Linked DNA regions of Homo sapiens: region 1 is linked to region 2. The links are chromatin loops, found by intact Hi-C in ENCODE. Cell type or tissue: A673. All regions are shown on one strand. Links, peaks and the distances in the headings refer to the core of each region. The heading gives the core; the rest is flanking DNA. Region 1 overlaps MARCHF1 (membrane associated ring-CH-type finger 1). Region 2 overlaps MARCHF1 (membrane associated ring-CH-type finger 1).

Region 1 (8,343 bases), core at 240-8,239, 260 kb before region 2:
CATTAATTTTTGAAATTGTTAAACCAATTTTGCTTATTTGGGATAAGACCCATTTATCATGATGTATTATGATTTTCAAGTATTGTTAGATACATCTTTTAAAATTATTTGAAATATTTTGGACTTTAGGTTCATGAGGGTTTTTTCCAATTTTTAGTTTTTAATTATAATGGATACATAATTATTGTACATATTTATAGGGTACATGTGATGTTTTGATATAAGCATACTATGTATAATGATCAAATTAGGGTAAATGGGATATCTATCACAATTATTTATCATTTCTTTGTGTTTGAAACATTCCAATTCCGCTCTTTTATTTTGAAATATACAATAAATTATTGTTAGCTATAGTTTCCCTATTGTGCTACTGAGCATTAGATCTTATTCATTCTATCTAACTGTATTTTTGTACCCATTAACCATCCTGTCTTTATTCTCCCCTCCACAGCATCCTTCCCAGCCTCTAGTTACCATCATTGTACTCCTTATCTCCATGAGTTATTTTTCTTTAGCTCCTACATATTAGTGAACACGTGTGATATTTGTCTTTCTCTTCCTGGCTTATTTCACTTAAAATGCCCTCCAGTTCCATCCATTTTATTGCATTCTTTTTTATGGCTTAATAATGTTCCATTGTGTATATGTGATATGGTTAGGTTTTGTGTCCCCACCCAAATCTCATCTTGTATTGCAATCCCCAAGTGTTGAGGGAGAGACCTAGTGTGAGATGATTGGATCGATCATGGGGGCAGTTTCCCCCATGCTCTTCTTGTGATAGTGAGTTCTCATGAGATCTGATGGCTTTATAAGGGGCTCTTCCCCCTTCGCTTCCTTCACACACTCCTTGCCTGCTGCATGTAAGATGTGCCTGCTTCCCTTTCTGCCATAATTGTAAGTTTCCTGAGGCCTCCCCAGCCATATGGAACTGAGTCAATTAAACCTCTTTACTTTATAAATTACCCAGTCTCAGGGAAGTTCTTTATAGCAGTCTGAAAACAGACTAATACAATATGTATAATATTTTCTTTGTCCATTCATCCATTAATGGATACTGAGGTTGATTCCATATCTTAGCTGTTGTGGGTACTCCTGTAATACATGGGAGTGCAAATATATTTTCGATATATTGATTGCCTTTCTTATGAACATAGACCCAGCAGTGGGATTGTTGGATCACATGGTAGTTCTGTTTTTAGTTTTTTTTTTTTTTGGGGAAACTTATACTGTTTTCCATAGTTGCTGTATGTTGGTAACTTACATTTTTACCAACAGCGTATAAAGGGCTCCTCTTTCTCCGCATTTGTTATTGCTTGTCTTTCGGATATAAGCCATTTTAACTGGGATGAAATAATATCTCACTGTCATGCATTTCTCTGATAATTAGTGATGCTGGGCATTTTTTTTTTCATATACTATTGGCCATTTGTGTGTCTTCTTTGCAGAAATATCTTTTCAGATCTTTTGTCCATTTTTAAGTAAGATTATTTGTATTGTTTGTTTTGCTATTGAGTTGTTTGAGATCCTTATCTATTCTGGATGTTAATCCCTTGTTAGATTGGAAGTTTACAAACACTTTCTCACATTCTGTATGCTGTCTTTTCAGTTTGTTAATTGCTTTATTTGCTGTGCAGAAGCTTTTTTAGCTTGATGTGATCTCATTTGTCTATTTCTGATTTAGTTGGCTGTGTTTTTAAGGTGTTACTCAACAAATGTTTGCCCACATCAATGTCCTGGAGTGTTACCCTAGTGTTTTCTTCTGGTAGTTTTATAGTTACAATTTTTAGTTGTAAGTCCTTAATCCATTTTTACTTGATTTTTATACATGGTGAGAGATAAGGGTCTAGTTTCATTTTTCTGCATATGGATATCCAGTTTTTCTAGCACTATTTATTGGAGATACTGTGCTTTACCCATCGTATGTCCTTGGCACCTTTGTCAAAAAATGAGATAACCATAATGGATAGATTTATAGCTGTATTATCTATTCTGTTCCATTGTTTGAGGCATCTGTTTTTATGCTAGTACCTTGATGTTTACTACAGCTTTGTAGTATAATTTGAAATCAGATCATGTCTATTAGGTCCATTTGGTCTGCAGTAAATCTTAAGTCTGATGTCTCTTTGTTGATTTTCTGTCAAGATGGTCTGTCCAATGCTGAAAATGGGTGTTGAAGTATCAAGCTATTATGGTATTGAGATCTCTCTCTCTCTTTAGCTCTAATAATATTTGCTTTATATATCTGAGTGCTCCAGCATTGGATACATGTATATTTATAATTGTTATATTAACTTGCTGTATCAATCCCTTTATCATTATATAATGACCATTTTCAGTTTTTTTCTTGAAATATGTTTTGTCTGATGTAATTATAGCTACTCCTGCTCTTTTTAGTTTACATGTCCATGGAATATATTTTTCCATTCTTTTAATTTCAATCTATATGTGTTTTTATAGGTGAAGTGAGTTTCTTGTAAGCATCATATATTTGAGTCTTGTTTTTTATTGATTCCACCACTCTATGTCTTTTGAATAATTTTGTCCATTTACATTCATTGTTATCACTGATAGGTAAAGACTTTCTACTGCCATTCTGTTATCTGTTTTGTGGTTGTTTGGGTGTTCCTCTCTTCCTTCCTTCCTGTCTTCTTTTATGTAAAAGTGTTTTTCTCCTGTAATATGTTGTTATTTCTTGCTTTCTATTTTTATGTATCTATTATAAGTTTTTGTTTTATGGTTACCATAAGGCTTGCAAATAACATTTTATACAAATTAGTTTGAACCGATAACAGCTTAACTCTAATTACAAAGAAAGGGAAAAAAGCAAACAAAGAGAAAACTAAAAACCTCTACACTTTTTTATTCCACCCTGTCCTCATTTTTTTGACTTTCTGCTTTCTCTCTTTACTTTTTTTTTTTTTTTGAGATGCAGTCTCACTCTGTCTCCAGGCTGGAGTGCAGTGATGCGATCTCGGGTCACTGCAACCTCTGCCTCCTGGGTTCAAACAATTCTCCTGCCTCAGCCTCCCAAGTAGCTGGGAGTACAGAGGTGCATCACCATGCCCAGTTAATTTTTTTTTGGTATTTTTAGTAGAGATGGGGTTTCACCATTTTGACCAGGATGGTTTTGATCTCTTGATCCACCTGCATCATGATCCACCTGCATCCTGATCCACCTGCCTTGGCCTCCCAAAGTGCTGGGATTACAGGTGTGAGCCACCACACCCGGACTCCCTTTAGCATGTCTTTTAAGGCAAGTCTGGTGTTGAGAAATTCCTCAGCTTTTGTTTGTATAGGAAAGTCTTTATTTCTAGTTTGTGTTTGAAGGATAACTTTGATTAATGTAATATTCTAGGTTGAAAGATTTTTTTTTCCATCAGCACTTTGACTTCGTCATCTCACTTCCTTGTGACCTGCACAGTTGCTGCTGCTAGAAACATCAGAACTCCTTTATATGTTATTTGCTTCTTTTCTCTTGCTGCTTTTAGGATCCTTTCTGTATCCTTGACCTTTGAGAGTTTATTACATGCCTTGAGGTAGTCTTATTTGGGTTAAATTTATTGGATTTTTAAAATCTTCTTGTACTTGGCTACTCATATCTTTCCCAAGTTTTTGAAGATTTTCTGTTATTATTTCTTTGAATAAACTTTCTCTTTCCATCCTCCTTAAGGCCAATAACGCCTATATTTGTCCTTTTGAGGCTATTTTCTAGATTTTTTTAGGCATTCTTTATTCTCCTTCTATCCTTTTTTCTTTTTTCTCCTCTAATTGTGTATATTGATATAACCTATCTTTGAGCTCATTAATTCTTTCTTGCTTGATCAGTGCTGCAGTTGAGCAACTCTGATGCATTTTTATGTTTCTCAATTGTATTTCTAAGCTCCAGAATGCCTGCTTGAGTTTTTTAATGATTTCAATCACTTTGTTAAATTTTTGTGATAGAATTTTTAATTCCTTCTTTGTGTTATCTTGAAATTTATTGAACTTCCTCAATACAACAATTTTGAATCCCCTGTCTGAAAGATCACATATCTCCATCACTTCAGTATTGGTTGCTAGTGCCTTCTTTTGTGTGTTTGGTGAGGTCATGTTTTCCTGAGTGTTCTTGGTGCTTGAGGGCATTCACTGATGTCTGGGCATGGAAGACTTATATATTTAAACTAATCTTCACAGTCTGGGCTTGTTTATATGCACCCTTGAGAGGGCTTTTTACAAATTCCAAGGGGAGTGAGTATTGTGACCAAAGCCTGTGGTCACGGCAACTGTTTCGCACTAGGGGGCTCCATAAGCTCAGGAATGGTGCAAATCCTGTCGCCTCCTATAGACACTGCCTTGGTGAACTTGGGTAAGATAAGGGAGAATTCCCTGGGTCACCAGGCAAAGTCTCTCACTTTCTTTTCCCCAATCAAAAGGAGTCTCTCTTGGCCCTGGGCTATCTGAAATTGGGGAAAGGGGTGATGTGGACACTCTCATATCCACCATAGCTGGCACTGTTCAGGGTCACATCCAAATTTTTACAGAGCAGCAAAATACTGGGACTCACCCAAAGCCTGTGGCCACAATTGCCTGGCTGCTGCTGCTGCTGCTATTTACTCAAAGCCCAAGACCACTTTAGTCAGCAGTTGGTTAATTCAGCTGGGTCCTTCTTATCAAGGCAATGGAATCCCTTCTGACCAAAGGTAGATCTATAAGCACCATCCAGGAGCAAAGACCTGGAATCTGGGGTTTCAGGAATCTTCCTGATGCTTCATTTTACTTAGGCTCAGGTGGCACCCAAGTTGCAAGATACAGTCTTCTGTACTCACCTTCTGTCAAGCAGAAGGAATCTTTACTGAGGCTACAGTGCCTGGAGTTGTAGGAGGGGTGACACTGGCATTCATTTGGACACCACAGTTGGTGTTGCACCCCAAGTTCCCTGCCTACAAAACCAGTGCAGCAACAGGACTTGCCCTAGGACTGTGATCCTTGTGTCCTGACTGCCACTTAAATTTATTCTGGGACCCAGGCCAATTTCGTCAGCTAGTGGTGAAGCTAGCTACGACTGAGGTTTTTCCTGCTGGTGTAAGAAATTTCCCTCTGGCCCAGGGCTGGTCTAGATGTGCTCCCTCCGTGAGCACTCTCAGAATTCTGCCCTGTGCTGTGTTCTGCTGTGACAAGGCAGAAGTGAGTTCCAATATAGTGCTCCACACTCACTTTGCTCTCCCTCCCCACAAAACACATTTCCTCCCCATCTGTGCTGCCTGGAGTTAGGGTAGGTGAGGTGTAGGCAATGCAAGAGTGTCTTACCTACTCTCTTCAATACCTCTTTCCTCGATATTATGTTCAAACCAGGTACTGTGATACCTCACATGACTTTTTGATTCCTATTGAAGGTGCTATTCTTAGTTTTTTGGGGGAACCTTCATACTGACTCTGTAATAGCTGTACTAATTTACATTCTCACCAACAGTGTATAAGTGTTTTCCATTCCCCACATCTTGCCAGCATCTGTTATTAACTGTTTCTTTGATATAAGCCATTGTAACTGGGATGAGATGATATTTGTATCTCATTTTCGTTCTCACTTGTGTTTCTCTGATGGTTATTGATGTTGAGCTTTTTTAAATATACCTATTGGCCATGTATATGTTTCTTTTGCAGAAATGTGTGTTCAGATCTTTTGCCCAGTTTTTAATTGAGTTACTTTTTTGTCTGTTGAGTTGTCTGAGCTTTTCATTATATTATGGTTATTAACAACTTGTCAGGTATACAGTTTGCAAACATTTTCTTAACATCTGCGGGTTGTCTCTTCAGTTTGTTGATTGTATCCTTTGCTGTGCAGAAGCTTTTTAGCTTGATATGATCTCATTTGTCAATTTTTGGTTCTATTGCCTGTGCTTTCGAGGTCTTACACAAAATATCTTTGCCCACACCAATGTCCAGGAGTCTGTTCCCAAAGATTTTTTTTTCTAGTAGCTTCATAGTTTCAGGTTTTAGATTTAAATCTTCCATCCATTTTTATTTGAATTTGGGGCGTGGTTCGAGAATAGGGGTCTAGTTTTATTTTCCTGAATGTCATTATCCAGGTTTTTATTAGCATCATTTATTGAAGAGACTTTGCTTTCACCATTGCATATTTTTGGCAACTTTGTTAAAAATGAGTTGGCTGTAAATTTGTGGATTTATATCTGGGTTTTCCATTCTGTTCTATTGGTCTATGTGTCTGTTTTTATGCCAGTATCATGCTGTGGTTACTACAGCTTTGTAGTAAATTTTGAAGGCAGATACTATGATGTTTCCAAGTTTGTTATTTTTGCTCTGGATTGCTTTGGCTATTTGGTGTCTTTTGTGCTTGATATAAATTTTAAGATTTTTTTTCTATTTCTGTGAATGATAACATTGGTATTCTGATGGGGATTGCATTTAATCTGTAGATTGCTTTGGGTAGTATTATCATTTTAAAAATATTAATTCTTCTAAATCATGAGCATGAAATATCTTTTCATATTTTTGTGTCTTAAGTTTCTTTCATTAATGTTTTATAATTTACCTTGTATAGGTCTTTCATTTCTTTAAGTTTATTTCTAGGTATTTTATTTTGTCTGTAGGTAATATAAATGGGATATATGTATCTTTTCCTGATTGATTGCCACTGCAATATAGAAATGTTTCTGATTTTATTGTTTATTTTGTATACTGCAACTTTACTGAATTTGTTTATTAGTTTTAAGAGTTTTTGGCCGGGCACAGTGGCTCACTCCTGTAATCCCAGCACTTTGGGAGGCCGAGGCTGGCAGATCACGAGGTCAAGAGATTGAGACCATCCTGGCTAACATGGTGAAACCCCATCTCTACTAAAAATACAGAAAAAAAAAAAAACCAAAAAACAACAACAAAAAAAAACGCTGAGCGTGGTGGCATGCTCCTGTAGTCCCAGCTACTTGGGAGGCTGAGGCAGGAGAATCGCTTGAACCTGGGAGGCAGAGGTTGCAGTGAGCCGAGATTGCGCCACTGCAGTCCAGCCTGCATGGCAGAATGAGACTCCGCCTAAAAAAAAAAAAAAAAAAAAAAAGAGTTTTTTGATGGAGTCTTTAGGTTTTTCTAAAGCTAAAATAATATACTCAAACAAGGATAATTTGACTTCTTTTTTTCTAATTCAGATGTTCATTATCTTTTTCTCTTGCCTAATTGCTCTGTCCAGTACTTTCAATATTTGTTGACTAGAAGTGGTAAAGGTAGGCATCCTTGTATTTTTCCAAACCTTAAAAGGAAGTCTTTCAGTTTTTCTCCATTCAGTATGATGGTAGCTGTTATATATGGACTTTTTTATTTTGAGATATATTCCTTCTGTACCCATTGAATGAGAGCTTTTTTTTTCTTTACCATTAAGGGATGTTGAATTTTGTCAAATGCTTTTCAGCATCTATTGCAATAATCACATGGTTAGATTTTTCTTGATTCTGTTAATGTGATGTATCATGTTTATGGATTTGTATAAGTTAAACCATCCTTGCATTTCTGGATGAATCCCACTTGATCATGGTGAATGATTTTTTAACATGTTGTTGATTTCAGTTTGGTAGTATTTTGTTGAGAACTTTGCATCTAGGTTAATCAATGATATTGACCCTTAGTTTTATTTCTTTATTGTATCTTCATCTGCTTTTGGTGTCAGGGTAATGTTGTCCTTGTGAGACGAGCTTAGAAGTATTTCCTCCTCTTTAATTTGTAAAAGAGTTTGAGTAGAATTTGCATTACTTTTTTAAATGCTTGGTAAAATTCAGCAGGGAACTTATCAGGTCCTGGACTTTTATTTAATGAGAGACTTGTTATTATGGCTCAATTTGATTATTTCTTAATTGATTTTTTGAGGTTTTCTCTTTTTTCAGGGTTCAATCTTCGTAGTTGTATGTGTACAGGAATTTATTTTAGGTTTTCTAAGTTATTGGTGTGTAGTTGCTCATAATAGTATCTAATGATTCTTTGTATTACTGAGGTCTCAGTTTTTACATATTCTTTTATGTTTTTGATATTATTTATTTGGGTCTTCTATCCTTTATTCTTAGTCTAGCTGAAGGCTCACCAATTTTTTAATTTTTTCCAAACACCGTGTTTATGTTTCATTTGGTGTTTGTACTTTTTGGTCTCAATTTCATTTATTTCTGCTCTAAAGAATATGTATTACTTCTTTCCTTCTACTAATTGGGTTTTTTATTCCTTGAGGTGCATTATTAGGTTGTTTATTTGAAGTCTTTCAACTTTTTTGATATAGGTGTTTCTTGCTATAATCTCTCTTCTTACTGTTTTTGCCATATCCCATATATTTTGGTATGTTATATTCCTTTTCATTTGTTTCAAGAA
Region 2 (8,343 bases), core at 269-8,268:
TAAATTAACATGTGCAACAGTAACTTATATCTCCATGTCCCCCACTGCATTATATCCTTTGATTATGCCAAGTTCATTTCAGCTCAATGTAGATTAAATCGAATGGTGACATTCCCAACTGGACCACCAGATGGAATCACATTTTAATTAACTTTTCAACCAGCATACAGATGTGCTTCTTGTGATCATTATCAAGAAATCATTTTCTTTCAGCAAAATGAGAAGCCCTGGTGGCAGATTGTAACTTACAATGATTGATCACATCATGAGATCATTAACCTTAAAATGCTCTTAATCATTTATTGACCAAATGAAAAAAAAGCTTATAAACCAGTATTGAATATATCTAAGGCACATTATCATGTACCTTTTGGAAGATTAAGTTAAAGGAAATATTTTTACAATAAAATAATAATTGGTATGTGTGTATTATGTTATTGACTTCCAAAAGAGTCACATGGCTTCTGAATTTAAGCTTCCATACATTAATAAACCAATATACCATTAAAAAAAAAAGGTCTCTACTTTCCAAACCCTTACACACTGAAAAAGAAACCAGCATGAATAATTTATCCTTATGTAGGAAAAAAAAAAGTGAATATTAATGAGCTCTAAAAGATAATTGAAAATACATAGAAAGAATGAAACTTTATATTATAAAACTTATTACTTTGATGCTTCAGTTCTTTTCAAGATATAACGGGAACTCTAGTATCTAGAACTCTAGTAACTAATAATACTAGTAATAAGAAGCCTTTCCTAATATTTAAAAACCTTTTATTTGCTTATTCCAAATTTCATAAGTGAATATCAATTTGCAAAATGTTTATATTATCAGTTATTGAGTTACAATAATATGTTCAATATCAAAGAAAAAAACAAGAGGCATCTGTCTGAAAAGTTTTAGGCTGTGAGAAAATACAAGGCAGGCATTTTAGGAGGTCAGAACCAAGCCCACGTTATTCAGTGTATCTTTCAAGGTGTCAAGGTGGACAGCATTTCATTATTCATTTCATCTTTACTCATAAAAGTTACAACATGTGTATTAACCTAGGCATGAAATGTTCACTGACTGAATTGTAATTGCAATTTAGGCTTCTGTCCTTCAGGGAAATTGGGATTCTTTTTATAGCACTGTGGGTAACCATGGAAAAGACAGCTAAACACTCAGGATCTCAGTTTATTTATCAGAGAAATGAGGAATTTTTTTTGAATTTTAATTAATACCTTAGCCCCCTTTTTAAATAAAATATCACATACGACAGTCTAGTTCTTAAAGCTGACAATAGTGGAATGTCCTTGGTTGAACTGGATCTGGGATGTGGAGACTGGACCCCACTCACATTGTCTTGGTCTTCCCCTGAAGCACCTAAGATGTGAGATTGGAAATCACTGTGTCTCCAGCCCAGCCCGGTCCAGCTGTCTTGTCTGAATGTAACTTTTTGGAATTATCAAGACAGAAGCAATGGCACCCCCAGCTGGGGCCTTCTGCCTTCCAGACTCCCTCATCCCTCAGCCAAGTGACTGGCCCAGGAAATCTGACTATGAAAATATTTGTTTTGGAATTAAAATATTCTAGAAAGAGAAAAATAATGAAAAAGAAAACAGGTAGAAAAGGAAACTACTGGATTAAAAAATGAATAAAACTTCTAGCTTTAATAACTGGTATTTTATTTCCATCTCTAAAAATCTCATCATGCATTTTTTTACTATACGTAAACAGAAAAATTAAATCATGAAATTAACTTTTACACGGAAATGATTACTCTGAAATATCATTTTGACCCTATTAATAGGCTGGACTCAAGCTCCCTGTGAACGAATGACATCTTAGCACAGTGAGGCATGCTAATGCTCCAGTCCTTAGCGTAACTCAACCATTCTTTTGTCTTGAAGCCAAAATGGCTATTTAATTCAAAGGCCATTTAGTCAAACAAATATGAAATAAATTCTTAAAAATTTACGATCAGATAGGTCAACAGAACCCTTAAATTCATTTGTAATAGTTGCTTCTCAAGCTATGAAGGCAAGATTGGACTAGTTTTGTGTTTCTATGGTGTTTCTATTTTTTTTCAAAGAACTATTTTTCTTTTCCATGTTTGCTGTTCCTGAGCTTATTAGCAACAAACAAAAAAATTACTTATCTTCTTAGGCAATATTCTCTTCAGCTTTCCCTAAACAGGCATCCTTAGGATATAAAAAATGACATCATTATTACAGACTCAAAATAGGGATGGGCAGAGGATCTGAATAACAAGCTGGATGTAGCCCAATCAGTATTGCTAATGTTCAGGATGTCCACATTTTCCCTGAGGTTTATTCAGAAATTCATTGGCAGTAACTGTACACTAACACAATTTAGTGTTTGGGTGAGGTCCCTGGTTTTTTCCTAGTTTCACGGTTCTTCAAGTCTCTTCACATGGAGACACCAACAGAATGCCAGGACATGGGAGAAGCAACCATGGAAACTCAAGGTTGCACACATATGATCTCTCTAATTCCAGAAAGAATGTTGAGAATGAGTTTGTGTTTGCCAGTTTACACAATGATCTTCTCCCCAGGGACTAAACTTTGCAAACGTTACTGATTTAACAAAGATTTTGATGTAGGAAAAGTTGAGTTTAAGGAAAAAATATTTCAATTTCCATTTTCATTTTTAGTGTGATTCTTAAATCCATGTAAGTCTTCAATACAACAAAGATGGGCAGCCCATTTCTTCTCCATCCTCTTGTGTATGGCCAATTAGTTTCTGAAGAAATAAATTTAAAGCCTTTTGAAAAAATATATCCATTTCTTTTTTTTCTCATATCCTGGCTTTCTTTCATTTGAGATATTTCTGCTTTTTCTTTAGACATATCACAAAATATCAGAATTCTAAACAAATTTACTTTAGGAATCTGAATATAAACAGGATGCTTATACTAGACACCTGAATATAAAACATTTCATTCAAATTTTACTTTATTATTCTCAGAACACATGAAAGTTAGAGAATTAGAGTCCCAAATATTGTTTTTCTCCTGCTCATTTTCTTTGTCTTTTCCTTTTTTTTTTTTTTTTTTTTTTTTTTGAGACAGAGTCTCGCTCTGTCGCCCAGGCTGGAGTACAGTGGCGCTATCTCGGCTCACTGCAACCTCTGCCTCCTGGTTCAAGTGATTCTCCTGCCTCAGCATCCCTAGTAGCTGGGACTACAGGCACGTGCCACCACGCCCAGCTAATAATTTGTATTTTTTTTTTAATAGAGACAGGGTTTCACCGTGTTGGCCAGGATAGTCTCGATCTCCTGACCTTGTGATCCACCCACCTCGGCCTCCCAAAGTGCTGGGATTACAGGCATGAGCCACCATGCCTGGCCTTCTGCTCATTTTCTTAACTGACTTCCTTCTGTACCCATGATCTCTCTATACTGGTGTAGTAGATAGTGCCCTGGAGTAAGAATTAAACAAATAGGATTACATTCTGGCTCCAGCTCTATAACTTTGGACAAAGTATTTTTCTACTTTGTGTCTCAATGTTCAACCTTGTACGTGGGCTTCTGTGATGGTCTAAACAGAAACTGTATGTGAAAGTATCAAAGTTACTATGTCTGTTAAGTAGTATTTGAGTTGCTTTGAAAAAGTCACAAATATCCTTAAAATGACAAGCATTTAGAAAGCTTAGGCAATTGCTGCATACACAGGGCAAGGTCAAATTATATAATAGAATAAAATATATTTCACTGCTTATTAGAGGGGGTGAGATTGGCACCAGTATATCTGTGAATTGTAGGTAAAGCCCAGTAATTTGAGTTCAACTGATAATTCAACATTGGTAATATCGCTTACTTCCCTAGGAAGACAAAGTTCATGTACACCTTTACATAGTTGTCTATATGTTCCAGGGGATCTCTCATTTAGCACCAGTGTTATTGAGCTTGCTCAGTTTTCTGTCAAAAATTTATATTCTTTGCTGTCTCTGTTATTATAACAAAAATACAGCATGGCTTCCATACTTATTTTGGTGATCTTCTTTTTCTTTTCAGATGTCCAGTAGTTCAAGGTTCAACTTTGGATCTTTTTCCTTCAGGAAAAAAAAAAAAAAGGGATCTTTGCCCTTTGGTTTACTTTTTATCTTTTCCTGCATGATCTGTCCAAAATGTTAGTGTCATACCCAACAAGACAGTTGTCTTCACTGCTGGGGTTAAGTTTGAAATTAAATTTACAGAGAAAACTAAGAGCCCTGGTATTATTAGGGATTCAACATGCAACATCTCTTAAGTTGATGTTTGCCAACTATAATATTTTAGGTAGGCTGGCAGAGTAGGCTTTACCTGCTATGAGAAATCTCCATCACCAGCCTCATGATGTGGTGTACTTTAAAAAGAAGGACAAAAAGTTTATTAGCTGTGGTATACGACTTCCTGTGTGCTATAAGCTAATCAGTAGGGGGCAGCAATCTCCCTGTACATATTTTATTGGCTTGGAATTTAGAATACATCTAAACGGTTTGAGAAATGTCTGTACCTTTCTTAACAGCAACACTATTGACATACTGGACAAGATAATTATTTGCTGTGAGGGGCTATCTTTGCATTGTAGATACTTAGCAGTATCTCCTGCCTCTGCCAACTAGGTGGCACCACCACCACACCCCTACTAAGATAGGAAAACTAAAAATGTCTTCAGACATTGCCGAATGTCCCCTTGGGGGCAAAATCATCCCTAGGAAAATCATTAGTCTAAAACTTAAATGGATAGTGAGACTAGGGGCAAAATTGCAGTTCATCCGTTGAATCTTTGCCGTCTCCTTTCTGCTTCCTTCTCCCCTCTTCATTCTCCCCTCAAGACTGCTTCCTTTTCTATTTGCCTTCAGGGTCCCGTGTTTTAACTTACTTTGTCTGTCCTTCTGTTATTAAAACCTAATCTCAATGCTTTTGAACTCTTTTTCCTGTGTAAGTGTAAAGTGATATTTTTGCACTTTATCTAAAAAAAAAAGAGTCTTTAACAGGTTTAAATCAAATCAATAAAATTTTAATTGTGGAATTTTAGGTGTTGAGGCTTAGCGTGGTCTTGGATTTAGGTGATGGGAAGAATGGATGGTGCAAAAAAAGATTGATTTAACTTTCTCCCCAACAAATCTCTAGAATGCAACCAGTAATCTGAGTAATCTACATCTTATCAGCTTTTCATTATTACGGAGGTCATATTATCAGTAATAACTAATTTATTCACTGACATATGATCCCATCTGAAGAATCCAGGATGTCTATTCTTGCAAATTTCACCCTATGTAATAGGTATTTGTTGTTTTCACTTCCAATTTTTATTCTATTATCTTCCAGTAATAGCTACAGATTTCATTTTGAATAAACTCCTCTTCCATTATTGGTTCAAGTGATCTGAAAGGGGAGAAGCCCCTTCTAGCTGAAGGTCTGATGCCCACAACACAAATATAATCCAATAAGAGTGGAGATTTTGGCTTATAGGGATAGAGGAAAGCTTTTGTTCTTGCTCGGCTTGAACCAAGAGTAATATAAGTTTGGAGCTATTGCAGCTATCTGGGATCTAAGAATGAAATCACACATGGAAGAGAACAAAGCTTAGCAACAAGGAGGGCCATCTATTCCTGATAACAATGTTGACCTTCCAAAAGCAACCCAACACTGGGCCTTTCAGTCATGAGTCAATGAATTCTTTTTCATCCCTTGCAACCAAGAGTCTTACTGAACTGAAACATTTAGTTATTTCTGGTAGTCCTTTGAGGTATCTCTTGTTTGCTCACAAACAATCTTTTCCTCTGCTCCAGGTCCCCTAAGTGATGTCTGCTCTTCTGCCGCTATTGCTGTTCATTCTGGAATTGACACAATAATGCCAGTGTTTATGCCAAAGGTGATATTGCTCAGTGTTCCCAAGCCAGCAAACACCCATCCTAACAACATTGCCTTCTCTAGAGTCTTGGTGTGTTGTAACTATAGTAGAATAAGAAGAAAACTACCTTGCTTGCTCTTTGTCTATTGTCACAAATATTCTTTTGAATATTAAAACAGTGTTACTTTTTCTTACAGGGACCCTAATAGAAATACTTCTTTCAGCTCCCGTCTTTAGGTCCAGCCATGATATTAATGAACTAGTAAGGCTCAGAGTTTAAGGGTTTGGTCTTGTCTAGGCTTTCTCTCACCCCCCATCCCAGGTTTCTCAGGCTATTTATGACAATATCTTCTCTCCTACAGACAACTTTCCATGACAATGGAGCTGTGGTGATTAAAAAAATAGAAAAAAGAGAGAATAAATAGCACATTGTTCTTCAAAAAGCAGACACTAAAATTGGGCATAATAGTACTTTTAACATTGTTTAAAATACATATTCATTATCTTTATTAATTGTTCCTTACAGTAAAACCATTTGGAGTAGTCTTTTTTCATAAAATATTCTTCATGAAGCAAAAATAATAATAATAATAGAAAAAAAAGCAATCGTAGGTTCAGGAAAAGGCATTTCCTGGAACATTAAATAACTAAAATGCTAAATTTGAAATTTTTAAAACCTCATAGTATCCTAATCCAGAAAGAAACCTAAGGGATCATCTAGTTCAAATAAGTCATTTTATTTTATTTTGTTATTTTATTTTGTTATTTTATTAAATAACGAGTAGATGCAGAAGAATATCCATGAAATATGGGTATATGTGTGTGTTCAAAAGAATACATGGTAACAAAGCCTCATATACCATTCTGTTGAAGAAAATTGCCATTAAGTGTGCATACCTTCAGTGTTACTGGCAATGAAAATTTATTTTGCAAAGTAGTTGTAAAAATTTAAATTTTCCCTAGCAGGGTACTAGTGATAGCAATGCATTCTTGCCAAGATTTGATGTTGTCGAACTCTAGTTTTCAACAACATAGTGGGAATAGGATGACAGCTATGAATTTGGATTCTATTTTATAATAACAAATGAAGTTGAATAGCTTCAAACATTTATCAAACATTTGTGATTTTTCTTCTTTGATTACCTATTTAGACTATTTTGCCAATTTTTCCACACAGTGCTTTTGTCATTCAGAAAATTCTAGGAGTAATTATGAATATCCTGTATACTAATCCTATGTTGGTTATATATTCTACAAACACTGTATCTATTTGTGACTTGTCTCTTCTTTTTATAATAATAATGCTTAAAGCTTATATAGCACTTATCACAATTTTTAAAAATGCCTGAAAACAAAGAAACTGAGGCTAAAGTCACACAACTACTAAACAGTGAAATGAAAAATTAAAGCCAAGTAGGCTGGCTTCAGAATCTATGTGCTTGTGTTGTATACCACACTGCCTTCCTATGGTGTCGTTGTGATATCTTTTGTTCAACAGAAATGATTAGAATAATGTCATCCAAGTTGAACTCTTTTCTCCACAGGTTTCACAATTGTAAGTTAATTTTAAAAAACCTTTCCCATTTAGAATCATGAAATTATTTTCTTATGTTGCCTTCTAAACATTTTATACTTGTTTTCTATTGCATTTAGGTGTTGCATTTACTTTGGATTGATTTTTGGATGTCGTATAAGATAGCAGTCCAATGCTGAATTTTTTTCTAAATAGATGACACATTATTACAGCCGTCTTCACAGAAAAATTCCACTATGAGTTATAAGTCCCTATTATGAGTTATTTCCATCATGTGTCCAGATATTTATCATCTACCTATTCACTTCCAAAGGAAATTTTTTTATATTGTGCACATTTCACCTAACTTTAATTACTACTGTTGGAAGAGAGTTATCGCTATCCAGTAAGGCAAGTCCTCCCATCTAGTTTCTCTTCTTTAAGATGGCCTTGACTCTTCTTTGTCTTTATTTCTTCCATATACATCCTGCAAACAGCTGGGGAATTTCCTCATCACACACACACACACACACACACGTGCACATGTGTGTTGGGATATTTTATTGGAAATACATTAAATACCTACTTGAGGAGAAGTGACATCCTTCAATATTGTGTCTTTCAGTCAGGAATGTTAAGTGCATTTCTCTGTTTAAGTCTGTCTTTACTGTCTTTCAATAAAACTTCACAAGTCCATTTTTATAATTTTTTCATTAAGTTCTTGTTTAATGTTTTCTAGGTCATATATTATAATTTTTGGTAATGTATAAAATTGTGTTTTATTACAGTATTTTGATTTTGTATGCATAAACCTTCTAAATCTTTTAAAATTAATTATATTAATTTTCCTACATAATCTTTTTTTCTATATAAACTTGCATTCTCTACATATTAAAAAAAATGGTGGTTTGATTCCCTTCCTATCCAATCCTTATGCCTTTTATTTATTTTTTTCATGTATTATTGCATAGCTTAGACTCCAGG

The links. Peaks named below come from ENCODE experiments on the same cell type or tissue, not always from the same donor. Only the 100,000 strongest peaks of a DNase experiment are listed, where the experiment ranks them.
Region 1: a loop joins it to region 2, with 9 times the contacts of the local background. A loop is called at or near these places in 11 of 110 quality-filtered maps.

Annotation. Positions count from the first base shown.
Region 1 is chr4:164,008,774-164,017,116 of GRCh38, reverse strand. The region is part of intron 2 of MARCHF1 (membrane associated ring-CH-type finger 1); the gene reads left to right. Among named protein-coding and RNA genes, the nearest start is that of MARCHF1, 370 kb to the left of the region's middle. In A673, for the core only: CTCF peaks have their summits at 4,069 and 4,271 (motif pointing right); DNase peaks (open chromatin) are centred at 4,286 and 5,006; H3K27ac peaks cover 839 bases.
Region 2 is chr4:163,751,359-163,759,701 of GRCh38, reverse strand. All of the region lies in intron 4 of MARCHF1 (membrane associated ring-CH-type finger 1), which reads left to right. Among named protein-coding and RNA genes, the nearest start is that of TMA16, 260 kb to the right of the region's middle. In A673, for the core only: CTCF peaks have their summits at 1,510 and 4,445 (motif pointing right); a DNase peak (open chromatin) is centred at 4,461.